Regions from separate parts of the Mus musculus genome. Here region 2 is linked to region 1. The links are chromatin loops, found by intact Hi-C in ENCODE. Cell type or tissue: left cerebral cortex. All regions are shown on one strand. Each heading gives the region's core, and the rest is flanking DNA. Links, peaks and the distances in the headings are about the cores only.

What was found. A loop is a pair of places that touch in the nucleus more often than their neighbours do. Peaks named below come from ENCODE experiments on the same cell type or tissue, not always from the same donor. Only the 100,000 strongest peaks of a DNase experiment are listed, where the experiment ranks them.
Region 2: a loop joins it to region 1, with 3 times the contacts of the local background. A loop is called at or near these places in 10 of 42 quality-filtered maps.

The regions. Positions count from the first base shown.
Region 1 is chr11:117,175,197-117,178,101 of GRCm38, reverse strand. No RefSeq gene overlaps it. Among named protein-coding and RNA genes, the nearest start is that of Sec14l1, 61 kb to the right of the region's middle. In left cerebral cortex, for the core only: CTCF peaks have their summits at 374, 575 (motif pointing right) and 1,552 (motif pointing left); DNase peaks (open chromatin) are centred at 585, 1,529 and 2,478; H3K27ac peaks cover 1,046 bases.
Region 2 is chr11:117,119,923-117,122,827 of GRCm38, reverse strand. All of the region lies in intron 2 of Sec14l1 (SEC14-like lipid binding 1), which reads right to left. Among named protein-coding and RNA genes, the nearest start is that of Sec14l1, 6.2 kb to the right of the region's middle. In left cerebral cortex, for the core only: a CTCF peak has its summit at 1,407; a DNase peak (open chromatin) is centred at 1,429; H3K4me3 peaks cover 2,117 bases; H3K27ac peaks cover 2,322 bases.

The DNA of each region.
Region 1 (2,905 bases), core at 143-2,642:
GCACAATTGAGGTTCCCTCCTTTCAGATAACTCTAGCTTATCTAGTGAGCCTGAGGCTAGCCTGGGCTACAGGAGACCCCCAACTCATAATTCAGGACAGTGACCTTCAAGTTCAGCTGCCTAGGGGTCGGTGACAAGCTGGCTACCAGTGAGGACTTAGTAAGCACGTGACGCGGGGCAGGAGTGTCACCCTCATGGGGTAGGGCAGAAGGACTTCCTGGAGGAGGTCAAAGCTAAGCTGGCAGTCCAGGGTCTTCCAGGCCAACAGTCTCAAGAGATTCTGTAGCCATTGTTCCTGGACTCTAGTCCTGTGTACAACCCGTGGACTTTAAGCTTTGGAGATAACAGTGCCCATGTGGTAGGCTGGTGGGAATCAGAGCAAGATGCAGGTTGGAACACCCAAGAGGGAGGGAGGGAGAGAGGGAGGAAGGAAAGGTGTGGTGGGGGCCACAAAGCTGGGGGGGGGGTGCGTGGGGTGGGGGCGGTGGGGGGGGGGGGCGGGAGAGGGTGAGTGTCCAAAGCCAGGAGCTCCAGGTCCTGAGCTACACAGGATCTCACTCTCCAGCAGGTGGCGATGTCGCCTCAGGAATGAGGTTGGTCTCACATGGGTCAGTACTTGCTGGCAGGGACAGTGGAGAACAAGGGGCAGGCATTTTGCAACATGCTTGTCTCAAGGGACAGGCCACTGGATGACCCCTTCCTAGGTCATTGTTACCTCTTTCAAACCATTGATGCTGTCTGTTGGGCTCTTGCTGTGAGGGGGTTCTCATTGTTACCCACTGACTCCACTCCTCAGCCGCTCTGAACCTGCGTATCAGGTTCCTGTGTCCCCTTCATTCTGGGTGCTAATGGAGAAAGAGGGGCAGGACACATAGGGCCAGAGGTAAGCTGAACAGCGAGGGGTGGAGGGTGGGGTAGGGGAGCAGGTCTCTCCCTGACACCTGGGCCCAGCCCCATTCAGTAATGTCATTTGCAGGGCTGTTCAGAGGACTATCCCAGTCTGCAGAAGGCATGCACTCCAGGGCCAGGCAGGGCCGGTGTGTGACTAACACACTGAGTATAATTGTTTATGATCCCCGATCCATAGATAAGAGGAACATAGCCCGCAGCCAGGAAGAGGAGATGGACAATTACTGAGAGCATCTGTGACCCTGTGTTCCACCTGTCCCTAGAGCCTCCTGTTACACACAAGCATTCACATGTACACAAATACATACTCACATACATGCACGCTCATCCACATATACACATGTACACAAACACACACTCAAATATGTGTATATGCACGTATGTACACAAGTGTAAACACACATTTACACACAAAATATACACCCAAGCTCAAAGGTATATGTACACAGGTATACAGCACACAAACACTGACATGCGTAAAATGCACATACATAGCAACATGCACACAATCACAGTCATATATATATGTGTGTGTATGTACCCACACATGCATATACATACTACATGAACACACATGCACACTATGTGTGTATACACAGCACACATACATGTATGAAACAGTCTCCAGGTTCCTTCTGGTATCGCCCTCTGCTGGCAGGAGGAACAGGTAACACCAGTTCTGGCCAAGCCCAGCTCAGCTCACAGGCCAGTGTCAGCCCGGTCCCCAGCCTGCCCCCTCCCCCGACCTTGCTGAGGTGACCTCATCCAGGCCGCAGTGAGACAGAAACCCAGATCACCTGCCACACCCAGCGCCTGTCCTCTCTTCTCTTCCACCCCAGTACCACCATCTTAGAATCTAGCACCTTCACAAGTGCCTCTGTGGAGGGGGGGGCTGGGGGCGGTACGGGTGGTGGTGACCATCCTCCTGTCTCCTCCTTGGCACAGAGTCTGGCTCAGGGTCACAGTGCAGTGAAGCCTAGCTGCTATCTCTGGCCTGTGAGCTCCCTGCTCTCGGGGAAACTTGAGTCCAGTGGGGAAAGTTACTGAGGCCATTCTAGGAAGTTCCAGGCAGGCCGTGTTTCTTTAAACCAGGTTGTTAGGAAGGGGTGGCAATGCAAAGAGCGGGGGTAAGAGTACTGCAGGCAGAGAGGGTGGGTGCAAAGGCCCTGGGGCAGGGAGCAGGATGCACAGGCGCACACACTCACAATACCTTTCTCTTATTAATAAAAATGGATGAGAAGTGTGTGAGAGCTCATTTGCTTCTTGCAGTGATGGCTACATTTGCTACCAGTCATGAAACTAGAAGGCTGGGGAACAGGTTTCAGAGCCCACCCTGACAGCCAAGACAGGTTGCCTAGCAGAGGGGGGAATGTCTCCTTTTGGAAGAGTGCCAGGCAATACCGGGATAAACGATGTTCGAAAGTTGGACCCTGCGGTTCTAGCACTTAGAAGTCTGAGGGAGATGGAGCATGAATTTGCAGGCCGGCTGAGTTATGTAAAGAGCAGAGGTTGGTTAGAAAGCTCAGCCGGCGAGAGCACGCAGTTACAGAAGATGGAGCTCTGATTCCCAGTACCCACAGCTGCACCTTACCACCGCCTGTGACTGCAGCTCCGGGGTCTAGTGTCGCCTCCTGGATCCTGAGGACACTGCACACGTGTGTACACACACACATGCACACAGGCATACACTCATGAATAACTAATAAATCTTTAAAAAACAATAACGTCAGAGCATGGTGACATTCACACCTTTAATTCTAGCACTGGGAGGCAGAGGCAGGAGGATCTGTGTGAGTTCAAAGCCAGCCAGGGCCACTTAGTGAGACCTATCTCCAAGCAAATAGTTAAAATAAATTTAGGAAGACAATAAAAGCTGCAACCTGAGTAATTCGCTCAAGCAGCCCTGCCCACTCGGGAGGCCACGCCCACTCTGGGAAGTCACGCCCACAGGGGAATCCCACCCGAATCCCTTTCCCCTAAACCTTACTACGGTCTG
Region 2 (2,905 bases), core at 239-2,738, 55 kb after region 1:
CATGGAGGCAGAAGATCGAGCATCTAAGGCAGCCTGCACTACACGCCCAGAGGGAAAGGGGCTCACCACACATCAGGCTCACTCAAGATCAGACAATAGGTAGTGCAGTCTCATGTCTAATTACCACAAAACTGGAAACCAGATCAGAAATAGACCAAGACCCAGAGTTTAAACCTAAGGCGAAGGGAAGAAAATATCGTCCAAGAAGGTAAGAAGGGGACTTGGGGGTGGGGGAGCCCACCAGCTAAAGCACTAACTGCTCTTGCAGAGGAGCCAGGTTCAATTTCCAGAACCCACATGGCAGCTCACAACTGATTATAACTCAAGATCTAGAGCAGATCTGATGCCCTTTCTGACGTCTGAACATACCAAGCACACATATGATGCACATACATACATGTAGGCAGAACACTCACACACACACACACACACACACACAAATAAACATAAAAATAAAAGGCTGGATGACAGGCAATATTGTAGTCAACACTGCCGATTGTGGATCCGCAGGCAATCCGCCCTGCCCATCCTCAGGGAGAAGAGCCGCCTCCTCAGGACGCACTCCAGGTCAGGATGCTGCCCAGCACCTTACAGAGCCCACAGGGACTCACAGGAAACAGTAGACACCCTTTCCTCTTGTTACCACTGGCCAGAGTAATAATGCTTAGCTATAAATGCCCATCTGATGTACAAGATCATGGCAGAGCCGTCTGTGTGTACAGAGGGACTTGCTTTTGTCTGGTACTTGGAGGTGGGCAAAGAGGTCCCAGCAAGGGTGGAGGAGGATATGGCTGCCCATCACTGGCTATTCAGTGGGGGTGGGGTGCAGGTGGAATTAACATCTACACTCTGAGCAAATCTCTTTTTTTCCTCCTTGCAGCTGTGTTAGAGAGAGGCCGTGAGATACAAAATGGGAAATGGGAAAAGCCCGCGGAAGGAACAGGGAGGAAGGCTACAGCCCATTTGTGCAGTCGGCTATTTGACCAACAGCCACGCAGCCAGTAGGACTTCTGGTCCTTCAACTGCACAGGAACCATTCTCACTGCTGCCGCAGTGCCAGCAGCTCTGCACGCCTCACAGGGTGAAGCAGCACCGAGGGGCCCTGGATAGCCTGGGCTCAAGAAAACACAAAGCCCCGTGAGAGTGGGGTCCCCAGAAAATCCAGGCAAGGGTTCAGGTGGAAAGGCAGAGACTCGCTGCTCACACCTGGGCGCCTGTGTACTTTCAAGGCCCAGGGAAACAAGGAGACACCACTGCTAGGACCACACAGGACGGACCCTTGAGAAGAGAAGCAAATACAGTCATAAGCAAAGACCTAGCACTGACAAAGTACTAGAGACAAGTCGGAAGTGTGGCGGAGGCCAGCAGTGGCCACGTGCCCCGGGGGAAGGGAGGGAAACACGAGGCCTGCCTCCAGAGGTAGCAGGGAGGCAGGGCAGGACATACTCAACAAGATCTGAAGAGACAGATGGCAAAGGCAAGCATGTGAGGCAAAGGAGTATAAAAAGACACGGAGGGGCAGGGAGGCAGCCGGCTCACAGCCTGAGAACACAGTGATTCTAAAGAGGGCCAGGGGCGGGCAGGAAGGGCGCCACAGGGCCTGCAGGGAGCAGGAAATCGCCTCCAGAACCAAGGAAGCAGGGTTCACGGGTGCCCTGAGGGGCTCAAAGACTGAGGGGAGATGAACAAGGAACTGGGTCACTATCGCTCACAGGACAAGGGCTCGGGGTAAGAGACTGAGGGGACAGACTGCATGTCCCAAAGGCAACGTTCAGGGTGCCTGTCCAACTAATGCAGTGAGGAGGAGGCTCTGCGGCAAACACAGAGACAGAAAAACCAGGATGTGGACTGAAGGGAGAAGGTGCCCATTGTGCCCTACCCCTGAGGCAGGATGCCAGGGCAGGAGCAAGACAGGACAGTTACGATGACTGGGGAGAGCAGGCAACGCTGTCAGAGCCCTTCCATCACACACCTCCCCTGTCCACAGGGACAGCTGTCCTTGACAGAAAAATACCACAGCTCTCACAGCATGGCCTCTCAGGCCTCCTCCCCCACGTCCAGCCAGAGCGTCTTTAACATACCTAAAATTCTCTGTGCTGTTTTGTTTTTGAGTCAGGGTCTGACCCTGGTCTGAGTCTGAGTCTCCCTTGCAGCCACATGCATGGCTACACCTGCCTGGGCTTTAAAGCTTGTGTTTCGTCCTAGGTTTTTTCAAAAGGAAACAGTGCTGCCCCAGCACGTCCACCTCTGCCTGGCCGCAAACCCTGACCTACGAAGCACCTAGGAGACCATAAACCCTTTGGGTAGACAAGCGCAAGCAGAAGGAAGCCATCCAGGAAACGGGTCAAGCTGAGACCTGAAGGCGTGGACATCACGGTGGACCAGAACCTTCACAAAATATGTTGGCACACACATTATCAGGAGCATGGGTAACAAAGACAACACTGACCCAAGAATATTATCGTCCCACCGACTCCCCTCACCTACTGCAGGGCAAGGAGCTGGCACCTTCTCCACGTCTGCAGGCGTTTCTAGGCTAGCCTCTCTCTCATCCTAACTCCAAGGAATGTCACAAATGCCAGCTGAAAACCGTCATTTCAGCTCTGTTTGCTTAAATGCCATTTTTTAATTCAAATGAGCTAAAGAAACTTTTAACATTTTTAAAATGTTGTTGATGCCCAACTCAACAACAAACTTTCGTTTATTCAATCAAAATGCAATTGAAATGTGACCCCACTGTCTGTACCAGGCAACGCTCAGCTGACAATTTTCTGTAATCCACAGTCACAAAACCTGGCTTCAAAGGAACACAGGGGCAAGCTGGAGGAGTCCCTTTCCTCCTGGCCTTCTCCCAGGGACTGGCACACACCTGTTTGGTGCCCTCTCTCCCCCTCCCCCTCCCCCC